Linked DNA regions of Homo sapiens: region 1 is linked to region 2. Evidence: chromatin contacts called from ENCODE Hi-C data. All regions are on one chromosome and are shown on one strand. Each heading gives the region's core, a stretch centred on a gene start or an enhancer-like site at or near the end of the contact. The rest is flanking DNA. Distances are from core to core; before and after follow the strand shown. Region 1 holds the start of LINC02161 (long intergenic non-protein coding RNA 2161). Region 2 overlaps MEF2C-AS1 (MEF2C antisense RNA 1).

Evidence for each region. A loop is a pair of places that touch in the nucleus more often than their neighbours do.
Region 1: a map of MCF 10A shows a loop between it and region 2 (1.8-fold over the local background). The contact joins the promoter of LINC02161 here to the enhancer-like site in region 2. A Hi-C loop is called at or near these places in 1 of 168 maps with a recorded cell type or tissue (MCF 10A).

What each region holds. Positions count from the first base shown.
Region 1 is chr5:89,576,843-89,583,778 of GRCh38, forward strand. LINC02161 (long intergenic non-protein coding RNA 2161) reads left to right here and starts at 4,375. Exons shown (of 3, transcript XR_948556.3): 1 at 4,375-4,534.
Region 2 is chr5:89,453,526-89,460,865 of GRCh38, forward strand. All of the region lies in intron 8 of MEF2C-AS1 (MEF2C antisense RNA 1), which reads left to right. Among named protein-coding and RNA genes, the nearest start is that of LINC02161, 120 kb to the right of the region's middle. Within about 2 kb of position 4,611, at least 8 of the 41 ENCODE cell types and tissues checked have a DNase peak (open chromatin) inside an H3K27ac peak, as active enhancers do.

The DNA.
Region 1 (6,936 bases), core at 3,125-5,624, 120 kb after region 2:
CAATGGCCTTGTAAGACGAGCTCCCTCAGAAACTATATTATTGCTAGCACTCGTAGCATTTGAACTGTTCTGACGGTATATTAGAGCACAATGCCTGAAAGATTAATTTATTCCTTTTTCTTCTTGTTAAGTCCTACTGTTTTGTTTTCCCTGCCCCAATCAAATTCAACCTGTACCCTAAGGTATTAAGGCATTCTTGAACAAGCCTTGAATTCCAAAATATGTAAAACTTGATTTTCTAAATAAAATGAGTTATGATGAACTTTATGTCACAATACCCTGCATTCTTTAAAACGTATGCTAACCATTCCTATTTAGTACAAATGTAATGATTTAGTTGAAAATATAACTCAAGATTAGAGACACTATTTTCTTCATTTACTGGTCAAAAACACTAATGCTTGGTTCTTTTTTACTCCTGGTTGAACATCTTACATAATAGCACTTCTCATTTTACTAAACTTAATGAAAGGATCAGAAACCAATCTGTTAAGGATTATGAGAAGAAAATAATGGCATCACTAAAACAAGATTCATGATATTAGATGCCTAAGCTGAATATGCACTGCTGAATTCAGAATTGTTCTAGGGGAAAAGCAACAGAACAATTGGTTGATGGTCAGGGGTCAGCAAACGATAGACCTCAGGCCAAATCCAACCTTATAATAAATAAATATTCTTGGAACACAGCTGTGCTCATTCATTTACATATTGTCTATGGCTGCTTTGGTGCTACAACTTCGTTGAATAGTTGAGCCTGAGACCACATGGCTTGCAAAGCCTAAAATATTTAATATCTTGCCCTTGCAGAAAAACTTTGTCAATCCCTGCCCTAGGTCCTCTGAAGACCTGTGAAGAAGACTGTCAGACTCTTAGTAAATCCCAAGTAATAAACACAAATCAATTTAGGTGAATCAAAAGTACCACAAAACTAGGTAAAAAGGAAAGATACCACAGCAGGACAGGGAAATCATCCATAAGAAAAGTATTAGTGAGAGTTGTATTCATTCATTCATCTGATGTGTATGATTAAGGGCCTACTGTTTTTTGGTCACTCTGCCAGGCCCTGGAGACACAAATGAGAACAAAGAAAATATAATTTCTATCCTCGTAGAGCTGGATATGGAATTCACATATTAAACAAACTCTGAAATAAATATAAAACTACAAATAGTGAGTGCTATCACTTACCACAGGGTGCTGTGAGAAATAAAAGCTAACAAGTTTAAGGTGGACATCTGCTAGTATTTTTTTTTCCCTGAATTCATTTCTCCATTTGGGTAATGTTAACAGTAACCCTCTTCCTTTGGAAAACATCTATTCCACTCTAAACTTAGATTTCTGGAAAGGCTTGCAAATCCACACTTTCCAACTCACGGAGTTGGAAAGATTATGCCAGCTAGGTGAGTTGGGGTAGCCCAAGCTCCCAGTTACAGCAATTGGTGCAGGAAGAGTCCATGACCCAAGTCTACCCAATCACAGGCCTTTTTCAGCATGCGTTTATAGTGAAGAAGAGAAGTTATCTTTTTTGTTTCCTCTTTGGTCATGATTCAATGAATATTTCAGCCCCCAGCTGCCAGGGACCTTATTCTCTTTCATGTGATCATGGAGAGAGACATGGACAGACAGAAACAGAGAGAGAGACACAGAGAGTGGCCTCATGGCATTTGAGGTCCTGGATACAACTGACCGTGGAGCCGAAGACAAACCACAGGTGATCAGAAGAAAGATGGATTTCTCATGTAAGATCTCAGGATAAATTGCCCCAGGCATTCATAAAAAGAGAATAATTGTCATTCTGGCATTGAGGTTACCCTAAAATGAGAAAATGGACAAAGTTACTGAGGGAGTTTGCCAAGTGTGATTGGGAACAAGTACTCTTCATGTGTGTAAGGGGGATAGGTATGTAAGAAAATGAAATAAAAGTGAGATGTGATAAAAAATCCAAGCACCAATTGAGTGGAACCTGCTCTTTGCTGTGACGCTGTCAGCTATCACTTAGATATTGAAGATCATATGTATACACATGAAAACATGGGCACATGTATTACTGTGCATTTAAAAATGTATACAGGGGCACTTGCATGAGAGAGATGTTACTCTTGCCTTCAAAAATTACTTCTACGGAATCTCGAAAAATATGCAGGGAACTAATAAAAGAGATTACCTTCAGGAGTTGGGAGGAGTGAGTCAAAAACTGAGTGAATAAAGAAAGATTAAAACTTCTCAATGAATATATTTTTAGGTCACTTTGCCTTTTGAATCATGTGCATGAATGTTTTATCTATTTAAAAATAAGAGAAAAGTTCTTAAAATATGTTTTTCTTCTGTAAAGGAGAATTTAGAGGGGAATGATTGTTTATTCCTGTTCTCTCAAGTTATACCTCCACAAACTTTCATTTGTTCCTTAGTCCACTCCATCTAACTTCCACTTCAGTCACTACAACACAACAGCCTTGGCTATGGTCCCTAATGATTGCCTGAGCACCCAATTCAATTAGACATATTTCAGATCATATCTCTGTTAACATCTCGGCACTATAGTCCTGCTCTACTTTTTGAAACACTCTATAACCTTGGATTCTGGGATCCAGACTCAGTTCTTGCTTCCTTATACTTTCTCAATACTCTTTTCTAGTTCCTTCTGAAAATTAATTCTCCTCCATACATCCACTTAATCTTGGAGTTTCCAGGCTGAGCCCTAGGTCCCCTTCTCCCTTTATATTCTCTCATGTTCAGCAAACTTGTCTCCATCCACAATGTTAATTACTATCAGTATATTAAAAACCACGAAGTAAGTATCTTTATTTCAGAGTACTCTTATGAATTACAGGCGTGTACCTACATCAACCTTTTCAACGTTTTGTTCTTGCTGGTCTTAAATGAAACCTCAAATTCAACATATAAACCAAAGACTCATTAATTCCTCCTCTAACATTTCAGTGCCCCCTATTCCAGTAAATGACACAAACGTGATTCAAGATAGAAACCTAGAAGTTATTCTTTTTACTACGTTCTCTATATTCCCAGCGTTCCATCTATCACAAATCCCACAACTGAAAACAGTGGTTCTCAAAGTATTGTCTCCTGACCAGTAGCATCAGCATCATCTGGAAACTTGTTAGAAATGTAGATTTTCAGGGATCACCCTAGGTTTTCTAAAACAGAAACTGACTTTAGGGCCCAACAATCTGTAAAGCCTACTAAAGTTTGAGAACTACTGAATTAACCTTTTAAGAAACTCTGGAATTTGTTAACTTTTCTCAATCCCTATTGCCATCTGTGTAGTCAAAATGCTACCAACCCTAACCAGGACTCTATAGTAGACTTCTAACTGATCTCTTGAAATATAAACACTCCATCCAGCCCAGTTCATTTTTAATTTATTTTAAATTAATTAATTACCTTTTTTAGAGACAGAGTCTGGCTCTGGCACCCAGGCTGTAGTGCAATGGCACAGTCATAGCTCACTGTAACATCAAACTCCTTGGCTTGAGTGATTCTCTCACTTCAGACTCCTGAGTAGCTAGGACTACAGGCATGCACCACTACACCAAGCTAATTCTTTCTATTTTTGTAGAGGTGGAGGTGGGGGTTCTCTCTTTGTTGTCCAGGCTGGTCTCAAACTCCTGACCTCAAGTGATCAGCCTCCCAAAGTGCTGGGACTATAGGCATGAGCCACTGCACCCAGCCCTACTTAATTTTGAACAGCGAACATTGTTTCAGCTGTTTCCATTTTAACTAAATTAAGCCCTGTTACCACTGAACTCCTGACCTACCTTCTGTCAGCCAGCATAAATGGAGACCCATTCAGAAATGTCTTCTATGCTTGAAGAAACTCTAAAGCTCTCCAATGTTTGGAATCCCCTCAAAACACTGGCACAAGTACCTAGGGAAGGCACATGGCCAAGGGAATGCAGTGTCCTCCTTTAGCTGCTATTGTTTTGGTTAGCAGGGAACACACACAAATTCATTCATTCATTCATTCATCCAAAAAATATCTATTTAGTACCCACTACTTGGCACAGATTATATTAGGACTTGGGAGTTCAGAGGTAATAGGGTCCTGGGGTTGGCCTACACAAAGTTCCCAGTCTAATTGAAAAAGATGATGAATTAGTGTTAGGTGCTAAGTAGATAAGAGATAAGTGGATAAGACTTCTGAGGGTAACAAATCATTTAGAGTGTAAAAATAATGGAGGGATTACAGTTTTATAGAGAGCATTAAGGACTGGCCTCAGGATGATAGGAAACAAAGAGAGAAAAACAAATGCAAATGGCCTGAGCAGGGAAGAACCTGATGCTAATGATGAACCACTTCAGGGTCAGTAGGGCTGATAAAGAAGTGAAACAGGAGAGAGGAAGAGGTGAGGCTGCAGAGTGAGGAGGAGCTAGATCGTAGGGTCTTCCTAAATTAATGTAAGCATTTTGGATTTTATTCTAAAATCCACAGCTACATTAATGCAGCTGCTCTTCAAGAGAATGGACATGAAGAGGACAAGAGCAGATATGAATGGGCCCACTGCGAACTAAGGTCAGAACACAAAACAGTTTTGTTTTCTTGGGTCAGTGTATCAGTTCAAGAACATTAAGAATCCAGGAGGCTTTCGAGGGCTAGCCTGGGGAAGTCACCATAATTTCTCATTGTGTTTTTATAATAACATACATTCCAAAAACCTAAACAACTAAGGAAAAAAGACTCTAGGAACACATTCTGTAAAGTTGGGGACTGCCACAAAAATTCTAAGCATATTTATAGTTAAGTTACTTGGTATCAACACTTTTCAATACTTTTACTGGTGAAGTTAATAGTTACTTTAGGTGTTTCTAGTTTTTAGAACCTATGATCTTCTATTATCCAAAGAATCAATTACGGATGGTTTTCAATCCCACTTTTAGCTTGGACTTCTCGATCACAAATTGTTTTTATTTATAATTTATTTGAAGCTTTATTTAGCTCTTCTGTTATTCCTTTCATTTATTCAAATGTAAATATGCTCAGCAGGGAGGTGACTATATTTGTCAAGCCACCTCTGGTCCTCCTAAAAAGAAATAAATAGCTCTTATGTGATGGAAAAATATATTGTATTAATTAATTAAATCCAATATTTTCCTCCTACAAAATGTCTTTTACTGGATTTTCTGCCTACTTTGTGGCTACATTCTTTGCTGCCTGGAAGGGGAACAGAAAGGTGTAAATACTGTTCACACCTCCTAACTGGTGTAATTAACAAATCTCTAGGTTACTTTGCAGCATGAAGTCTCCTATTTCACTGTAAGGGCTGGAGGAACAAGTTTAGATACTTAATGACCTGTCCACATACAGGAATAGCTCCGGCTTCAATCCACTAGAACTTACTTACAAAGCAATCATAGAGTATAATCTTCTACAAAGAAGCATGCCTAATAGCCATTTTCTAACTTGCTTGCAGCTATTTCAGCTGCAGCATTATTTCCAATTCAGGAAATGTTTTCCAATGCAAGGGAAAAAAAATAGACATATTTTTAACAACTCTGAAAAAAGAAACCTTGCTTTTAAACTTTGTTCTGTTCCTGATGTCAAAGCCGCTTTCCCGACTAATTAGGTTCCTAAGTTCTTGGTCAGAGCCCTGAGCTTTCCTGAAGCCTTTACTTTGACCTCATTTACAATCAGCCCAATCTATGAACATATTCCAAATATCAGCTAGGTTGATTGCTATCTTAATATCTTCTCTCCTAGACAAATGGTCTTTCTTTAAAATCATATGTAATCAGTAAAACATAAGAATAAGATTTAGGGCTTTGTGGGCTGTGAGCAAGTTTGAAGCCTGTCTCTTGTGTAACTTTAAGCTAGTTACTTAATCTCTCTGGGCTACAACTGTGAGAATAAAATATAGGATACTAAGTTAAATTTGAATTTTAAATAAACAATGAATATTTTTTAGTAAAGGTATATCCCATGTCATATTTGGTCACTCTCAATCTCAACCCTACTTTGGGCCTCAGTTTTCCTAAGTGTATGATGAATGTAATAATAGGGGAGTTGTGAAGATTAATCTGGTTGAAGCATTATGGTTATGGTGCATGGCAAATGGTGAGTCATCATTAATTCTTAGCTGCTGTGCTGCTGTTATTTTGTTCTCTAAGAAATAAAAGTGGTAACACAAGAATATCTAGATAGAGCTTGCCACGTGCTTGGCAAAAAGAGACCTAGACATTGCTGAACACATATGCTTTCTACCAACACATTCTTGTTAGATGCAACCATGTGCCAGGGCCTAAATGGTCTCATCAAGTCCTATGATCCCATGTGCTATAGCAGTTTTAAGATCTATTTTATACAGAAAGAAACTGAAACTCTGAAAAGTTTAGTGACTTGCTATCAGACAGCAAGGTAGTATCTGGCAAAGTTGGGTTTTGTTTTTGTGAGACTCCAACATGCAGGCTCTTTCCTCTATTCTGACTAGTGTCCTAAAATGAAGTAAAATTTGATATCACTGAAAAAGTATTTGAATTTAAGGAAAGAGTAATACACATTTTCATCTTAGTAACTATCAGTATGATAAAGATAACTGAGAATAATTATATAACACTTTAAAAAGCCACAAAGGACTAGCACCATAATTTGTGACTTTATCTGACAATGGACCTATGAATGTGTCATTTCTAGTTACCCTCTTCTCATAAATGAGGCTGAAATTCAGGACCTAGATGTCTCCCTTATCAGCATGGAGCTGTAATTGTTAAAGTCAGGACTAGTTTCCTGGGGCTGCTGTAATAAAATATGACAGACTGGGTGGCTTAAACAACAGATATGTATTTTCTCACAGTTCTGTAGGCTGAAAGTCCAAGATCAAGGTGACAGCAGGGCTAGTTTCTCCCATGGCCTCTCTCATTGGCTTGAAGATGGACACCTTCCTGCTGTGTCCTCACATGGTCTTTTCTTTGTGCACATGT
Region 2 (7,340 bases), core at 3,361-5,860:
CTTGAACAAGTATGTATTGATCTAGACAATAGTGGTAGAGAAGGAGGAAGGTATAGATAAGATATGGTTCTAGACACAAAGTTATTCCTAATCTATTGGAAGAGATAAGGAAGGGGTAACAGTAACTATAGTAGAAGGTGGTAAGACATTTAAATTTAAAAATGTGTGTGTGTGTGTGTGTGTGTCTGAACTGAAAGTTTTGGCAGGAAGAAACAGGGAAGACTTCAGGTGAGGTTGACATCTGTGTTGCTCTTTAAAGGAATGACTATTTCAACATATGGAAAAAGTGGGGAAACCTCTTGACCATGTGAAGGCAGTGGCATCACCACTGTGTTATTAACCAAGTTCATTCAAGAATGATAAGCAGACCAGACACAGTGGCTCATGTCTGTAATCCAAGTGCTTTGGGAGGCTGAAGCACAAGGTTGGCTTGAGGCCAGGAGTTTGAGACCAACCTGGGCAACACAGTGAGACCACATCTCTAAAAAAGGAAAATGATAAGTAGGATTTGGCGGGAAAAGTGCAGGGTATTTGGAGAGAACTTGCAGGTTGTGTATCACAAAAGTTAGGCACTTCCTGATTTGTAGCGGGCCTTGAAAGCCTTAGGTTTTGTTTTATAGGCAGTAAGAACTCATTAAGGTGAATGAAGATAGAAGAAAATGAGTGGCTTGCAATAATGAACTGGGAGACAGAAATGAGCAGTCAAGAGAGAATCATGTAGGGAGAGAATACAATAATGTGGATAAACCAAAATGAAAGTCTGAATAAAAGAATGCCAATAGAAAGGAAATGGAGCCATTAGGTGCATGAGAAATTCCAGAAAAAAATTCAGAGATTATGAAGACTATTAAATATATGTCCATGGGGGGAATGTACGGACACAAAAGGGATTTGAGACTGGACTGCTAGAAGAGTGATAAAACTACTAACATAAAACACACATGGGGATGGTAAGAAAAGAAGACAAATATGGTGAAAACAACTTTATGCACATTATTTAGAGCCATCCAAATGACACTGGAAAAGGAACTCAGCTACAGCAGTGTGACTGTGATATGGTAGAGTAGGAGAAGCCTGAGCTTTTTTTATACCGGAAGAAGTAGTATAAAACGAAAGTGTTAAATGAAATGAAAGGCCAGGTAATAAATCAACTAGAGAATGATATCAAAGATAATTATATTTATCATTGAAATATTCTTTCTGTCACCAATTAAAAACCTCTTCATGCCTTCCTCTCCCAGCCCTGACCTTCTCCCAGGCTTGAGATCTTGATTATGATCTGAACTGTGAAGTTAGAATGAAGAATTAGTTGGTTGTTATCTTCATAGAGGTGAAAGTAAGACTTTCGGAAGTGGATGGTATCAGGAAATGCAGTGAGAATAGGGAAGATAAAGGAAAGAGCCTTAGAGGAATGCCTAGATTTAGGTTTGTAATAGAAGCAAGAGAAATAGAGAAAGCAAAGGGAGAGACATTGGAAGAGAATCTAGAGAGAAAGTGTCAGGAAAATTGACTTTTCTGGAAGGAGGAAAAGAGAAGTGGTCAAGAAATCCCATATGCTTTGGTGAGATTCATGCAGATAGTAATGAGAGGAAGCAACCAGAGAAGAAATATTATAAGATGTTTGACTCAAAGGCAAGATTTTCAGATGTTGCAGGGAGATGTAGGGACTGTCCTGATTAAGGCTGAGTAGGACAAGGTAAATACTAGGTAGGGAATGAGGCAATGGGTGGATAGGACAAAAGTGGCGAAAAAGAGAGAGAGAAAAAAAGAAAGAATGAAAGAAAGAAAGAAAGCAAACAGTGGGGAGACAGGGTCAAAATTTGTGTGGAATTTGTAATCATGCATAAAAGTTGATTGAAGAGGTTATGTGGAAGAACTTTTTAGGAATAAAGAAGAATTTGGTTAAAATAATGTGTAGAGGGCCTGGTGCAGTGGCTCACGCCTGTAATTCCAGCACTTTGGGAGACTGATGCCGGTGGATCACCTGAGGTCAGGAGTTCAAGACCAGTCTCACCAAAATGGTAAAACCCCCGTCTCTACTAAAAATACAAAAATTAGCTATACATAATTGTGGGTGCCTGTAATCCCAGCTACTTGGGAGGCTGAGGAAGGAGAATCACTTGAACCCAGGAGGCGGAGGTTGCAGTGAGCTGAGATCATGCCATTGCACTCCAGCCTGGGTGACAAGAGTGAAACTGCATCTCAAAATAGTAATAATAATAATAATAATATAGAGAGCTAATCATCCCCAAAGTTGCAGTTGTAATGTCAAAATGTCTGACAACTTGAAATCTTGGTCATCAAGGTTTATTGGTTCTACTGAAAACCTTGCCATTAAGCTGATGATATTAGGTCACAGATTTTGAGACAACAGTCTGATATAGACTGAACTGTATCCTGCCAAAATGTATATGTTGAAGTTCTTACCCCCAATATGATTATATTTCCAGTTGGGGCCATTGTAAGGTAACTAGGTGCAGATGAGGTCATAAGGGTTGAGTCCTCATAGTGGATTAGTGCCCTTATAAGAAAAGACATCAGACAACTAACTCTCCTTCTGCCATGAGGGGATGCAGCAAAAAACTGGCCAACTGCAAGCCAAGAAGTGAGTGTTCACCAGAACCTGACTATGCTGTCACCCTGTTCCTGAACTTTCAGCATTCAGAACTGTGAGAAATTAAGTTTCTGTCATTCAAGCCAGTCAGTCTATGATATTTTGTTATGGCAGACCAAACTGACTAAGACTCAGTCATTGATACTTTTTTTCCCCTAATTTGTGGTATTTATAGTTGTACCATCTTATTATCATCTCATTCAAGATCGTGAAACTTGTGAAAGAATTAAAACAGAATCCTACTCTTCAAAAGGTTTGAATAGAAATAAGTAATAAGTGATTAAAATAGAATTTAGGCTTGTGAACTAATAAAAAAAAGTAATAAAAATCATAAAACAGAGAAAGAAAGGAATGAAGGATAAAAGAAATAGAGTCCTTTGGAATCATAAAATGTCTTGCAAACGTCATCAAGTAGAATAGATTAGCAACAATACCAATTGAAATGGATTGACCTCTTACTACATTCTAGGCACCTTCACTTTCCAAAGCTTTTTCATTTATCCTCAAATAACCTTCTGAGGAAGGTGAAATACCATTTCTACCCTCATTCTATAAGGTAAAAATAAAGCCCAGGGAGGTAAAATGAAACTTTCCCAATATTACAGTGAAATAGCAATTCCAATGCAAGCCTATGAAAGAGCTAGGACTATACTTTAAAGCATTCATATGCTCCATAAGATTTACCTCAGTAAAAACTATTTTCTCCTTATTTTTTACTTATATATAAAGCTACACCCACATAAAATACTTTTTATTAGCATTTACTTACTACTTCTCAATCTTAAAACGGAGGCAAATGTATATGAAATGTCTAGGACAAGGTTTAAATTTTAAACTTTTAAGAATATGTTCCTGAAATGTTCACCATTTAGCTAAACTCTAGTTACTTTTCTATCTTCACACAAACCCGCAACGAAGATCTAGTATCTTGATCAATCCAAGTGAAAGGAAAAACTTTTATTTTTCAATGTGTCTCTCTTATTTCCTAATTGCAATTAAAAAATTGTCTATCTAAGTTTAGTTGTGACTTTCAAACTTGGATTTTAAAATAGAAAAGGGAACTATAACACTCTTCCTAGTGTTAAGTCTGACAGTTTAGGTGTGTTGTCATTAGTGGAGTAAGTAAACAAACTCTGACTTTATCTAGCCCAGGTTGTTTTACACCTAACTGATTTTATTAATGAGATCTTGTTCAGCCCCTCCAGTGTGTTGGCTAGAACACTGAGCTGGATGGCCTGTGTTTTATTTAGATCAGCACATTTTGTGGCTATGGGATGGTTAACACACTTCCTTGGGGTTCTGGGTGGTGGAAGCAAGTAAAATTTTACTAGGTGGCCTTAGAGGGAACCCGTGGTTTTATACTACTTCCAGGAGAGGAAGAGCAACAGGGAGCGACTTGATCCTGCTGGAGACATTGTCCAAGGGTGCGTTAACAGGAAAGGATGTCCAGGACAGAGCTGGCCAATTCTGCTAGAGGCCAGCTGACATTCATGTGGTTTATCTAGATCATCCCTATGAATGTCACTGAGGAAACAGTGTTTAACTTCTTAAAATATCTCCTACAAAACTAAAAGGAAATTGCACCAAGTATGGCATCTGGGAGTGAGGTACACAGCTGCCAAAGACAGGAAATCTAAAGTAAAGCTGCCTCCCCCAACCATTAGATTCCTTTAAAAATAATTCAGATTCTATGATAATCTAAATGAATACAGTCAGAGAGATTCTGAATTTCATTGTTTTCTAAGCAGTCTAAGCTAATGTGTCTCAGATTTTCCATTGGTGGTTGGTGTGATGATGCAAATAGAAGGAACAGGTTGGTGATTTGTATTAAAAAAAGACGTAGAACAACTTCCAATTGGTTACAATTTACAGTTGGCCAAGGAGTAAACACAACTTCTAGACTTGCCAGCCTTCTCAAATTGGCCATTTTTATCTCTCTTCCTGCGCTAGTTGCTCAAAGCCATATCCAAAAGTACCCTGACACAAAACCACTGAAGGGTGTGGTCTCTGCTTGTCCTGGGCAATGAACAGGGAAGCTATTTATGTCTAGGGCATCTCTATTCAGTGACTCATGTTTCGACTGGAAAATTGGCCACAGCTTTCTAGCAGCTCTTTCCTGCCAGCTCTCCTGGCATGCTACCCAATGCTTCCACTGCCCCACCCTCTCTCTCCTTGCCCAGTCTGCTTTTATATTCCTGAAGCCCCCACTTAATAATAGTCATTGTTCCATGTTAACCTTGAGGATCTGGGAGAAAGGACAATGAAGGGCATAGCTGTATGCTGTAATGAGCATTTGGCGCTATAGCAGGTGGAAAAGGCTTTGGGGATCTGGGCAGATTAGGAGGAGAGGGGGCTCTAGCAGATGTTGAAGCAAGATGATGTATTGCTGCTCACTCTGGGATTCAGACAATACCAGTGCAAAAGTAGAATAGGGAAAAGGGGAAAAAATTGATCCCTTCTGAAACAAACTGCACTAGAAACCAGACACACTTGAAAGTGAGCATTTAAGAGACAAATTTGTTGCCAGGCCCTGGGTTTTCTCCTGCCTTTTCTTTCTCTCTCTCTCTGTCTCTCTCTTTCTCTCTCACTTTCTCTTTTCTGATAGCATATCAATTGCCAAATTGTCCTTTTAATTAGATTGTTAACTACATCCAGGGCTGGACATATTTCCTATCAGTTTAAGGTTCTTATTAATATGACTTTTTTGCACCAAAAAAAAAATAGCAGTGGATGGATCAAGAATTTCATTTTCATTTTAGCCTTATCTGAGAACCAGGAAGCCATGTTAAGCAAAGGCAAATGCCATTTAAATGATGATTAGTTCACCATTTGAAGAAATATATATTTAAAGCTGTCCTTTTGCACTGAGCTAGGCAATTAAATAACAAAAATGTTGACATTAACAAATGCTTCATTCACTTTATAAAGAATAATACAAATAAACCTTAATCTTAATAGGTTTGTGATATTTTCAGTTCTGATTTTTAATATTTATTGCAATATGTTTTGTAAAATTCTAAAAATAAAGATAGATGAATTACCTACTGTAAGATATGGTTTGCACAATTATTCATATATATGCATTCACACACATGTATATAATACATTCTGGGTGTGGAATGAAAGCCAAAATCCAAGTATTCATCAAATGTAGACAAAAAAAAATCACAATCCTTAAATGTTGATAACACTGAAAACAATTGTGGACAAACATATTTCAGAGAGTGGTATATATGAAGGTTTGGATTGTCAAAAATTAGTCCTAGGAATTTTAGCTTCCCTTTTCCTCAGCACTCAATACATTTACTCTACCACATCAATTTGAATAAAAACAGGAACAAAATCTATTGATATTTCACCCATAAGAAAGACATTAGAAGCTAGAGATTGTAACCTATAACTTTTATCTACTTGGCTACATTGTCTATGACTAGATTTACTTAGAGACCATCTTTATGATAGGAAAAAATGATAGAGCAAATAGAGAAATAATGATGAGAAGAATTTTCCTCTTTCTAGTAACAGTTAATTGACTAGAAAGCCTGTTTGTGCTCATCATATATTATTTAGATTTTATTTAAACAGTAGCAGTTAAGTCGAGTACTACTATTTACATTGTCATAAATCTGATTTGAATAAAGTTTCATAGATTTTGTGTCTGCACTGCCATATCTACAAAGCAGTAAAAGGCACTAGCTGGGTAGGTAGTTATCAAGAATGACAAATATCCTAAAGTTGTTAAATCTCCCATTCTGAGGAGTTGAAGTGGGAAATGGAGAGATTATTCAACTCTATCAACATCTGATACAGTAATTTGACTTACTTAATCATTATGTCTCATCTTCCATTATTAATTTAAACAATTTTGGAATTTATGTATTCACGAATCAGACTTGTGTGATAGTAAATACGCATTAAAAATAGTATTTTGTGGAATATTTCAGAACTTGTACTTTTTACCATTTGTTCTTAGGCAGGTAGAATCAAGTAGTTCACTAAGGCTTGAATAATAGAGGGTAAACCTCCTAGTTCTAAGATGTCTGATATCTGCTCTGTAAAAAAATAAAATAAAATCACCCAAATTTCACTACAATAAAACAAGAGCCATTTTATTATGCTCAAACAATCCATGGGTCAGAACAAGGCAGAGTGGATATGGCTTATTCTATTATCATGCTCTATGTCTGCAGCATTAATTGAGGAAACTCAAATGATGGAGATTACCAGTGTTGCTGGGGTGTGGAATGAGCTAGAAGCTCGTTCATTCACATAAATGTTGCCTGGTTGGAATACCTCCAAATCTGAACTCAGCTTTGACTGTCAATGGAGTGCAGCTTGTGACCTCTCCATGTAGTTTGAGCCTTTCAAAAAATGAAGTGTGGCTACCTACAACCAACTGATTTTCAAAAAGTCAACAAAAATATGAAGTGGAAAAAGGACACTCTATTCAGTAAATGGTACTGAAACAATTAAATAGCCATATGCAGAAAAATGAAACTGGACCCCTATCCTTTACCATATATAAAATTAACTCAAGATTAATAAAGACTTATATGCAAGACCTGAAACTATAAAAATCTTATAGGAAAAACTCTTCCAGACTCTGGCATAAGCAAAGATTTTATGACCAAGACCTCAAAAGCAAATGCAACAAAAAGAAAAATAGACAAATGGGTCTTAATTAAAGAGCTTCTGCACAGCAAGAAAAAATAATAATAATAATAAA